Linked DNA regions of Homo sapiens: region 2 is linked to region 1. Evidence: read pairs that join two places in POLR2A ChIA-PET (ENCODE). Cell type or tissue: OCI-LY7. All regions are shown on one strand. Each heading gives the region's core, and the rest is flanking DNA. Links, peaks and the distances in the headings are about the cores only.

Region 1 (6,160 bases), core at 634-5,633:
ACTTGGAGACATCTGTCATATTTTAGATACAGAGGAGTATTCCATCTTAAATGGTTGCTTTCAGAGTACTAATTCTTGGCCTCCCTCCCCTGCCCCAGTAAAGAATATCTTATGGTGGGAAATTCAGTTTGCTGAAAGCTGGATATTAAACATAATTTTGAGATATAGCTCAGCTAATATTTCCTTCGAATTATGCCATGACAGCAAAACTTGCCTCATTTACGAGCCCTTTAATATGAAATTGTCTTCCTCCTTCCCTCCCTTTCTTTCTCTTTTTCTCTTTCCTCTCCTCCCTCTTTCCCTCCCTCCCTCCCTCCCTCCCTCCCTTCCTTCCTTCCTTCCTTCCTTCCAATATTTCTGCATGTCCACCATGTGCTAGGCTATCTCTAGCACAATCTCTCCTCCAGACACTCACTTTAGTGGGAAATGTAAATATAAAAATTGAAAACATATGTTATTTTAAGTGTCAAAAGACAAAATTACAACAAATTTAGTTATAGATCAAAGATGGGCATTTATTTGGGATTTATAAATCAGGGCAGCCTTCATTCCATAAAATGTACTGAAAGCTCTCACGAGCAACTGCTGAACAGTGGGTTTTACAAGGTGGGAACAAGGAAACAGAACAATAGAAAAAAAAAAAGCTTGACTGGTAAACATTAGGTTACTTCAGGTTACTTTTTTATATGAGTTTAAGCAAACGGAAGTGTCCTTATTATAGCTGACTCAGACTGCAATCTCCAGTTTTCAGGAAAAACTGATCTGTTTTGAGATCTATCGACTTCCTTAAAGTTTCATTTTGATGAAGTGGCATTTAGCACAAGTGACTCCATTTTGGTCTGGTCTGGTCCCTTGGGGCCTAGTGCAGAAGCTCAGTCCAAAACAATAGTGTTCCATAATGCTGTTTAACGTAAGAGATGTTTGAAAGAGGTACTTCTGGCCAGGGCTTGGTGGGCCAGAAAATACTTTTTGGTGAGATCTGAATTGAATCTTCAAGGGTTTGTGGGCCTAAAGTGCAGGCGAAGGGATACTGTAGACAGAGGATGGCAGAAGGAGGAATGGAATGAGAAAAAAGATGATTTTCCAGAGACTATGTGTGATGTGACTGAGTAGCAAGGGATGGGCTGAAGAGGCAAGTAGAGTCATTCTATTGTCTTGTGATCTTGCTTTTTATTCTAGAGATAAATGACTTTTTTTCCACATAATTATAGCAGCAGACATTTTTCCCAAATTAAATTTTATATGGCATTCCGGCTGGGTGTGGTGGTTTATGCCTGTAATCCCAGCACTTTGGGAGGCCGAGGTGGGCAGATCACCTGAGGTCAGGAGTTCAAGACCAGCCTGGCCAACATGGTGAAACCCTGTCTCTACTAACAATACAAAAAATTTAGCAGGGTGTGGTGGCATGCACCTGTAATCCCAGCTACTTGGGAGGCTGAGGCACGACAATCACTTGAACCTGGGAGGTGGAGGTTGCAGTGAGTGGAGATTGTGCCATTGAACTCCAGCCTGGGCAACAAGAGTGAAACTCCATCTCAAAAAAAAAAGAAAAAAAAATTTACATGGGATTCCAACATTAAAAGATTTTCTTTTCTTTTCTTTTCTTTTTTTTTTTTTTTTGTGACAAAGTCTCTGTCTGTCGCCCAGGCTGGAGGGCAGTGGCTCCATCTCGGCTCACTGCAAGCTCCGCCTCCCGGGTTCACGCCATTCTCCTGCCTCAGCCTCCCGAGTAGCTGGGACTACAGGTGCCCGTCACCACGCCCAGCTAATTTTTTTTTGTATTTTTAGTAGAGACAGGGTTTCACTGTGTTAGCCAGGATGGTCGCGATCTCCTGACCTCGTGATCCGCCTGCCTCAGCCTCCCAAAGTGCTGGGATTACAGGCGTGAGCCACTGCGCCTGGCCAAAAGATATTCTTTTTAATATAGAAATTAGGTTTAGATTAAAAGGAAATTTAATTAGGATAAATTTATTTTATAAATTAAAGCAATGAACATTATGATGTTTGAATGCAAATTTGATACAGAGATTATGGATGGCAATTGTATCTTATACTAGCCTCAGCATTGCAATTCTTTTACATCTGAGTTTTTTTTCTTGTATAGTGGCAAGATAATTTTTACACAGATACATAGTTGCAAATGGTAACAACTTTAACATGAATTACCTAGAAACTCAGGATACTCTTCCATGGAAAGAGATGGCAGAGAAAGTTTTGTCCTCAGTTCTATACAGAAACGAAATTCCAGTTTGGGTGACTAGGAGGATAATGGTATTGGCAACTAAAACGATTCCTCTCTAAAGAGAGAGAAAATTCCAAGAGAAAAAACATGAATTCGATTTTGGGTATTTTGTGTTTAAGGTGCTTTATTTAGAAATATAGGAAGCTTCCTTATAACCATGGAAATAATTGGTTCACTAAAAACCAAAGATGAAATATTGTTCTTTTAGGATTGTATAACCTCATGTAATCTTTTCCTCTGACCTCCAGCTGTGGCCTACTTTTGATGAAATTTTAATGGTTCATTCCAGAACCTCATCACTCTTGGAAATTCATGCAGCCACTTAGCCTGAAATTCCGAATTCTGCTGTTTCATCATTTCAGATTTCTTGACTCGGCTACAGAGGCATCCAGGACAATGTCATTTTGTGTTTAGCAAAACTGAAATAACTCACAGACTCTTGTGTTCTTTTTGATTACTACACATATCTAAGCTAGGTCATGCTAGCATTCTTCTCTCTCAGTCAAGCTGAATTAAAATGTATTTTAATGAATGGCATGTTATAGAGCAAAATGTTCATGTTGTTTCCCTAGCAGTATAGCACCATGATCATTCATTTATTCATTTACTTAATTATTCATCCGGTAGAAACATGCTATATCCTTCCTTGATGAGGGTAAGTGACTATTAGTTTGCTAGGGCTGCTGTAATAAAGTATCACAGACTGGGTGTCTTTTTTTTTTTTTTTGAGACAGAGTTTTGCTCTTGCCCAGGCTGGAGTGCAATGGCACAATCTTGGCTCACCGCAACCTGCACCTCCCAGGTTCAAGCGATTCTCCTGCCTCAGCCTTCCCAAGTAGCTGGGATTACAGGCATGCGCCACCAAGTCCGGCTAATTTTGTATTTTTAGTAGAGATGGGGTTTCTCCATGTGGGTCAGGCTGGTCTCAAACTCCTGACCTCAGGTGATCCGCCTACCTCGGCCTCCCAAAGTGCTGGGATTAGAGGCGTGAGCCACCGCGCCCGGCAAGACTGGGTGTCTTAAATAACAGAAATGTATTCCTCGCAGTTCTGGAGGCTGAAGGTCCAAGATTGAAGTCCCGGCAGGTTGGTTTCTTCTGAGGCCTCTTTCCTTGGCTCGCTTGCTGCCTCTTCACATGGTCTTTTCTCTATGCAGGCATACTGGGGTCTCTCAGTGTGTGCAAATTTCCTTTTCTTATAAGGACACCAGTCAGACTGAATTAGGGCCCACCTTAATGGCCTCATTTTAACTTAATTACCTCTTTCATGACCTTACCTCCAATGACAGTCACATTTTAAGGTACTTGGAGTTAGGGCTTCAACATATGAATTTGGGGCGGGGGATGGGGGATGGGGGAAAGGAGGCACAATTTAGCTCATAACAACGGTTAAATATTTTGCTTTGGTTCTTACAAAAAAGGCAATTCTAACCTCAGTAGATTTAAGCTTTCTTCATAGCATCATGACGTCTTCCATTTTCATTTTTATTTCCCTCCCTCCCTCCCTTCCTCCCTCCCTTCCTTCCTTCCTTCCTTCCTTCCTCCCTTCCTTCCTTCTTCTATGGGATCTCGCTCTGTAACCCAGGCTGGAGCGAGGTAGTACAATTGTAGCTCACTGCAGCCTCGAACTTCCGAGCTCAAGCAATCTTCTGCCTCAGCCTCCCGTGTAGCTGGGACTACAGGCCTGTGCCACCATGCCCAGCTAATATTCTTTCTTTCTTTCTTTCTTTCTTTCTTTCTTTCTTTCTTTCTTTCTTTCTTTCTTTCTTTCTTTCTTTTCTTTCTTTCTTTCTTTTTCTTTCTTTCTTCTTTCTTTCTTTCTTTCTTCTTTCTTTCCTTCTTCTTTCTTTCCTTCCTTCCTTCCTTCCTTCCTTCCTTCCTTCCTTCCTTCCTTCCTTCCTTCCTTCTTTCTTTCTTTCTTTCGTTCTTTCTTTCTTTCTTTTCTTTCTTCTTCTTTCTTTTTTGTGGAGACGGGGGTCTTGCCATCTTACCCAGGCTGGTCAAAAACTCCTGGGCTCAAGCGATACTCCTGCCTTGACCCCAAAGCACTGGGATTATCGGTGTAGGCCACCTGCAGCTGGCCTCATTTGCATGTTGATGGAACTCAGAATTAACCTTTCCCTCCCCTGTTGGATAAAGGAAGGTAAATCTTTTCAGTGAGGAGTCATCAATAATGCAATATTTTTCAGCCTTTTTACTACCCCAACACATAGGAGGCAAGTCACGCACCCACAATAAATGAAGGGCTCACTTAAGAGCCTGAGCTGTGGATTCCCACAGATTTGAATGCAAACCTTCCCTTTACACCTTACTCCAAAGCTGTGTAACTTTGTCCAATATCTTATCCTCTGCAAAAATACAGTCCACGCTACTTTATTTTATTTTTAAAATTTTTTGAGTAAATATAAGTGTACATATTTATGGGGTTCATGAGATGTTTTGATACAGGCATGCAGTGTGTAATAATCACATCATGGAATACGGGGCCTCCATTCCCTCCAGCATTTATCCTTTGTGTTACAAACAGACTAATTATACTCTTTTAGTGATTTTTTAAGTGTACAATTAAATTATTATTTACTATATTCACCCTGCTGTGCTATCAAACACTGGATCTTATTCATTCTTTCTAACTATGTTAAAAGTATGGAACACATCACAAATTTGTGTGTCATCCTTGCACAGGAGCCACGCTAATCTCTGCACTGTTCCAATTTCCATATATGTGTGCCATGCTACATTAGTAGAGAGATCCCTACAATACTGTGGCTTAAGAAGAGAGATGTTAAAATTAGCTGGGCGTGGTGGCAGGCGCCTGTAATCCCAGCTGCTTAGGAGGCTGAGGGCAGAGAAATTGCTTGAACCGGGAGGCGGAGGTTGCAGTGAGCCAAGATCCTGCCACTGCACTCCAGCCTGGGTGACAGAACGAGACTCCGTCTCCCAAAAAAAAAAAAAAAAAAAAAAAAAGGAAGAGAGACATTTGTTTTTCTCTCCTGAAATAGTCCTCAGTGAAGCAGAACAGGGTAGGGTAGGATGGACAGCTCAGCCCATCCTCAAAATATGGCTTCTATCTCTGGATCTGTGAGGGCTGTTCTAGCTCCTGCCATTACATCTACATCCCAGACAGCAGGAATGGTCAAAGGAACAAGAAAATACACCCTTATTTCTTTTAAAGGCAAAGCTTGTTAAATAAAAGCACTTATATCCTATTGGCAAAAAGTTACATGGTCTTATCTGGTTGCAAAGATGCTGGGATAATATAATCTATAACTCAATGGTCCTGGGCACAGCTAAAACCTGGGGGTTTCAATATTTTTAAATTTTATTTTATTTTATTTTGAGATGGAGTTTCACTCTGTTGCCCAGCCTGGAGTGCAGTGGCGCAATCTCCGCTCACTGCAACCTCCACCTCCTGGGTTAAAGCGATTCTCCTGCCTCGGCCTCCTGAGTAGCTGGGATTACAGGAGCCCACCACCACACCCAGCTAATTTTTGTATTTTTAGTAGAGACGGGGTTTCACCATGTTGGCCAGACTGGTCTCGAACTCCTGACCTCAGGTGATCTGCCTGCCTTGGCCTCCCAAAGTGCTAGGATTACAAGAGCGAGCCACCACGCCTGGCTGGGGGTTTCATTATTAAAGAAGGAGGAGACTGACTAATATTGTTGTATGTCTTAGCTTGGGTTCTTGCAAAGTAGAGTCTAAGGCAAGGGACTTGGATGCAGGTAGTCTATCTGCATTTACCTATTGACTGATGATATTGATCCCAGGAAGCAGAAGTGAGGTGTGAGAAGAGAGAGACAAGGAAGTGAGAAAGCCTATAAAGTGTGTGCTACTCAGTTGGAAACCATTATGGAAAAATAAGGCCCACTTACACTCGGGATCAGCTGTGGAACTTCATAGACTGTGCTTCAGCATTGTT
Region 2 (5,580 bases), core at 581-5,580, 360 kb before region 1:
AGTTGAGAGATATAAAAGTAATATTTCTGTTATTTATGGTATATAATGAACATTTGTGAGTTGAGGAATTACTGGCTGTTGGATCTTGGCAGATTGAATTTACTGCTGTATGGAAAATGATTGAGTATAATGCATTTCTTCTAGAAAATAAAATTATCTTGATAAGGTTTTAGTAACTATAAAATGGAAATGTGAAAAATGTTAGATGCTTTGATTTTCTTTAAAAATAAATCTAAATAGTTTATTGAATTTTTGACTTTTATTTGCATTTTTCTGGTTCTGGTTTTTTTTTTTTCAATAAACATAATTTAAGAACATGATTTACTGTGTTTTAGGGAGGAAAACTTGTTCAGTATTTCTGTTATTGAACCTCATAATATTATAGATATTTTTGCAAGTGTGTACTTCAGAAGGTTTCATGAAGAAAGCACTATAATGTAAAGGCCAAGAATCTGTAAAGGTAAATTGCTGGGTTCAGTAGTATTTTTTTATATCGTGCAGTAACATCTCTAGACTAGGATTAAAATTGAATAATTAAGTTCTTAGAAAGATTTTGCTATCCATAAGAATTTAATATTACTGAATATTGAAGCAGAAATTATTAGGCCACATTGTATATTAATACTAATATTCTTTAGCATTTTTCCTCTAATTCACAGACTATCAGGGACTCTGATTTTACTAAGATTTGTATGTTCTTAAAGTGACTTATAGAAAACAAAATTTCTCAAGTCTTTTGTTTCTCTTTTTTTTCCATAGGGGTACCAAAGTCTGATCTCTTGCACACCAAATCATTAAGGGGCCATAAAGACTGCTTTGAAAAATACCATTTAATTGCAAACCAGGGTTGTCCTCGATCTAAGCTTTCAAAAAGTACTTATGAAGAAGTTAAAACCATTTTGAGTAAGAAGATAAACTGGATTGTGCAGTATGCACAAAATAAGGATCTGGATTCAGATTCTGAATGTTCTAAAAACCCCCAGCATCATCTGTTTAATTTCAGGCATAAGCCAGAAGAAAAATTACTCCCACAGTTTGACTCCCAAGTACCAAAATATTCTGCAAAATGGATAGATGGAAGTGCAGGTGGCATCTCTAACTGTACACAAAGAATTTTGGAGCAGAGGGAAAATACAGACTTTGGACTTTCTATGTTACAAGATTCAGGTGCCACTTTATGTCGTAACAGTGTATTGTGGCCTCATAGTCACAACCAGGCACAGAAAAAAGAAGAGACAATCTCTAGTCCAGAGGCTAATGTCCAGACCCAGCATCCACATTACAGCAGAGAGGAATGTAAGTAAAATGGGGAGAAAAGTAAAAGTTGGGTGGTTTGGGATTTTTGTACATTTGTATAGATGTGTAATGGGTCAAGAATTTTGCTGTGGAATCATAGATTTGGGAAACATTGTATTTAACAGGTTCACCTTAGCAAAAATGAGACATCTTAAAATTTTTCATTCACTGGGATTCTGTCTTCTAAGCATTGAAGTTAAGCAATTTCCATGTTTGTTTTGCCATTTAAAATGATTACACTAAATGGAATCAACAAACTGTGAATTGGAACATCTAGGACTCGTATAGTTTAGAAGTACAGCTTCATCTGTTGGCTAATACACATTGTCATGTTGCTGATCCCTGTAAGACTAATTGACTGGTGGTGGCATTTCAGAAGCAAAAATGTGACATTTTACTAAAGGCCAAAGGTAATGTGTGCACTTATTGTAAAGTTAGAAAGGGTGACTCATTCTCTCTACATCTATTTCTACAAAAATTTACAGAAGCTGAGGTGATTTTAATTGTCTTGAAATCATGTTTTCAGAGCCAGAAGGGACCTCTGCTATCTTGTTATACAACTTCTTGATTCTAAATGTGAATTATTTAAGATTCTACATCTAGACAGACAAATTTATTTTTCAAACTGCAGGTTATAAACTATCTAATGCTTAATCAAAATAAGCTTAATGGGTAGTGACTAACACTTTTTAAAAACTGAAACCGAATAGGAGATACCAGAATTCATTGGACCTACTACTATTTTTTGGTGAAACTTTTATTTCATTGGAGGGTGGTGATGTACTGGGAGTGATAAAAAATATGTTTCTGGCCAGGCACAGTGGCTCACACCTATAATCCCAGCACTTTGGGAGGCCAAGGTGGGAGGATCACTGGAGCCCAGGAGTTCAAGACCAGCCTAGACAACACAGGGAGACCCCATCTCTACAAAAAATAAAAAAATTAGGTGTGGTGGCACACGCCTATGATTCCAGCTCCTAGGGAGGCTGAGGTGGGAGGAATCACTTGAGCCCAGGAGGTTGAGGCAACAGTGAGCCATTGATCGCACCACTGCACTGCCACCTGGGTGACAAAGTGAGACCCTGTCTCAAAAAAGAATAAAAATAAAATTTTCTTACCATGGGTTGTGGTCAGGGTTTGAAAACTTCTACTCCACACTTACGAGCGTTAATGGTTGAATACTGGAGTACTGCTGAATGTTGTGTTGGCAGTTAAGTGCTGATTTTTAAAAATAGGATATTGTGTTGGTGATGTAAGCAGCATGTTTTCCTAGGTTGTTGTGGTAATAGTGAATACATTTTCATGTTTCAGTGAATTCGATGACTCTTGGTGAGGTAGAGCAACTGAATGCAAAGCTCCTACAGCAAATCCAGGGTAAGAATCACTGTCAGTACTTTTTTGTGTGTGACAAATTTTGACATAGAAAATCATCTATGATAGGACACCACTGGCTTTATCTACATTTAAATTTGGAAATGAGATATTCAAACCTGTTAGAGTTTCCAGAGCAAAAAGAATAAGAAAGAAACAACTTTCAACTGCAGAGGAAATACATTTTTCCTTTTTTTTTTTTTTTTGCGACAGAATCTTGCTTCATCACCCTAGCTGCAGTGCAGTGGTGATCCTCCCGAGTAGCTGGGACTTACTGTCATTACACCCAGCTAATTTTCTATTTTTTATAGGGAGGGGGTTTCATCATGTTGCCCAGGCTGATCTCGAGCTCCTGGGCTCAAACAGTCCTCCTGCCTCAGCCTCCCAAAGAGCTGGCATTACAGGTGTGAGCCACTGCGCCCAGCCACATTTTTCTTTTCTAAGTGAAAATGGAAACTACCACCTCTTACTAACATTTTATTGACTACCCACTATTGCACCAGGCACTATGTGGGAGTCCTCCCAAACAGTTCTTTAAGGCATGTGATATTAGTCTTTTTTGTTAAATTATAAACAATTTCAAACATATATAAAAGTAGTGAGACTAGTATAGTGAACCCTTTAAGCCATTTTCACCAGCTTCAACTGTTAGCAAAGGCATAATAATCAGTATCTCTACTTGCATCCATTCCCATTGCACTACCAGTAGCATGGATTATTTTCAAACAAATCCTAGCTAACACACTGTTTTTTGTCCATAAATAGTTTAGGATTTCCTCTAAAAGAGATAACTTTTTAAAAAACAGTCACAGTCTCATTATCACACCATTTAAAGTTAATAATTCCTTAACGTCATCAAGTATAATGCTAACACTAACAAGTAATGTTCAGATTCCGCAGTTGTCTCCTTTTCAATTTATTTCCTTTTAGATGAGAAAATTGTACTTCAGAGATGTTAAGTTGCTTACAGAGATCATGCATCCAATCAGTAGCAGATCAAGGATTTAAACTCCAAAGCTTAACCACACAGCCTCTCAGAATAATAAAAATAATCACAATAATAGTTGTAGTAGAAATTTATGAGTACTTTACAAATATGATCTCATTTAATTTTTACAGTAGCCTGGTGAAGTGCTTACTATCATTATTAATGTTACACAGAAAAGGAAATTGAAACCAAAAGTTGCTTGCCTGAGGCACGTAAGAGTAGGAACAAGGATTCAAAACTCTTAGTAGTCTGATTCCAAAGCCTCTTAGAGGGGGTTCCAGACCTGAATACTAACAGGCACTTCTTGTCCATAAATCACATTATGTACTAATTGAATCTGTTTATAGATTCTAATTGAGAAAAGTAGCTCAGCTACAGTAGCAACCACCATTTTTGCTGTGTATCTCTGTAGTCACTTGATGGAGAAGAGCCAAATTCCATTTGGCTATGTAAAGTATACAGATGCCTAGGATGATCAGAACTGATATGCTTTGTAGAGAACAGAACTGTTTCCTTGGTATCAAATCAGTTTCATTGTGACACTTTGCCCAATGCATAGATTTCAGTTAGAGTTCTTGAAATATAAATCATAGCACCGGCTTTCTGCATACTAAAAATGAAAGTTTTTAAATCTTTTACAGAAGTTTTTGAAGAGTTAACTCACCAAGTGCAAGAAAAAGATTCTTTGGCCTCACAGCTCCATGTCCGCCACGTTGCCATCGAACAGCTTCTGAAGAACTGTTCTAAGTTACCATGTCTGCAAGTAGGGCGAACAGGAATGAAGTCGCACCTACCCATAAACAACTGACCTAAACAGACTTACTTCGTATGCCCTGCCCTTTATTGGTCTCCCAGACATGCAAACTTTGAAGAAGTTTGAAGAAAGTTGTGGTCCGTTTTTTTATGGTCATTAAATTTGCCAAACATAAGGCAGTATTTAACATCTTTGTCAAATAAAGCAGATCATTATACTCTAGTCTTCTAGGGCTAATCATTTTGGCTCATTTGGGGACTCTTTTTTCCCAGAATTACTAAACAAATTTTATCACATGTGACTACTTAAATATACTGTTACAGTGTCATTTTATTAAACATTTTAATTCACCTGTCAAAACAACAGATTAACTCCTTAGTGTAAACTACTAGAGATAATTTTTAAGAGGGAAATGGAATTCATATCACCTCTTATTTATTATGAGCAATATTTTAATATAAAAATTTTATATGTGAAAATGCTATTTTAGGTACTTTGCCATTCTCTTTATAAATGTGTATTTGAGTGGTTCTGTATATTTATTTACATTATCATGTGTGAATATGTTCACCCATATTTCAGGTCACTGCATTTTATTCTCTTAATACAATGTTTTCACAACGGTTACCTTGCTTTCCAAAGATAAATATATTTTGGATTAGAAATCTGAGTTGTTTTAATTTCTAATACCTCTTGTAAAAGAAGAATTAATAACTTTTTAAAGCAGTATTCAGGTAAATACAATACATTATTTTGTTTTCTAACAAAAGCAGTTCTTAGTTCAGGAAGAAAAGACTAATCTGGCTTCTATGTCAATTTGTCTCCATAGAAATGAAAGCCTCCTCTTGCTTCTTTCATTATTAGCTTCACACCAGTGACTGTGATGCATTAGAATTTGGACAGAGTAAGTCAAGCCTCACTTCCAATTCAAATATAATGTCTATCTTCAAATTGAGTGTGCTGTGAAATTGTTCTGTCTTTGAAAAAAAAAAGTAAGATTATTTTGTGTGCCACTTTGGGTAAAGTTTCAAGAATACTTAAACTGTCCAAATTGTATTATCACCATCATTGAACTTAGTGCTCAAAGAAAGCATTGTGAGGTATTTTTCTAAACTTTAGACTCTATAGAGAAATATAGGATTGTTCTACAGAAGAAAAGCAAAACTCCTAA

The links. Peaks named below come from ENCODE experiments on the same cell type or tissue, not always from the same donor. Only the 100,000 strongest peaks of a DNase experiment are listed, where the experiment ranks them.
Region 2: POLR2A ChIA-PET joins it to region 1 with 6 read pairs; 1 of 35 experiments calls an interaction of 5 or more read pairs at or near these places.

What each region holds. Positions count from the first base shown.
Region 1 is chr21:17,430,368-17,436,527 of GRCh38, reverse strand. It overlaps the pseudogene RNU6-113P. Among named protein-coding and RNA genes, the nearest start is that of LINC01549, 5.4 kb to the left of the region's middle. In OCI-LY7, for the core only: no CTCF peak of the experiment used is centred there; no DNase peak of the experiment used is centred there; H3K27ac peaks cover 569 bases.
Region 2 is chr21:17,792,298-17,797,877 of GRCh38, reverse strand. C21orf91 (chromosome 21 open reading frame 91) reads left to right here. Exons shown (of 5, transcript NM_001100420.2): 3 at 760-1,296; 4 at 2,608-2,670; 5 at 4,297-5,580. The coding sequence ends at 4,463. C21orf91-OT1 (C21orf91 overlapping transcript 1) reads left to right here and starts at 5,369. Exons shown (of 4, transcript NR_038871.1): 1 at 5,369-5,401. All of the region lies in intron 2 of LOC124900465 (a long non-coding RNA gene), which reads right to left. RefSeq lists an enhancer at 3,749-3,918. In OCI-LY7, for the core only: no CTCF peak of the experiment used is centred there; no DNase peak of the experiment used is centred there; H3K4me3 peaks cover 741 bases.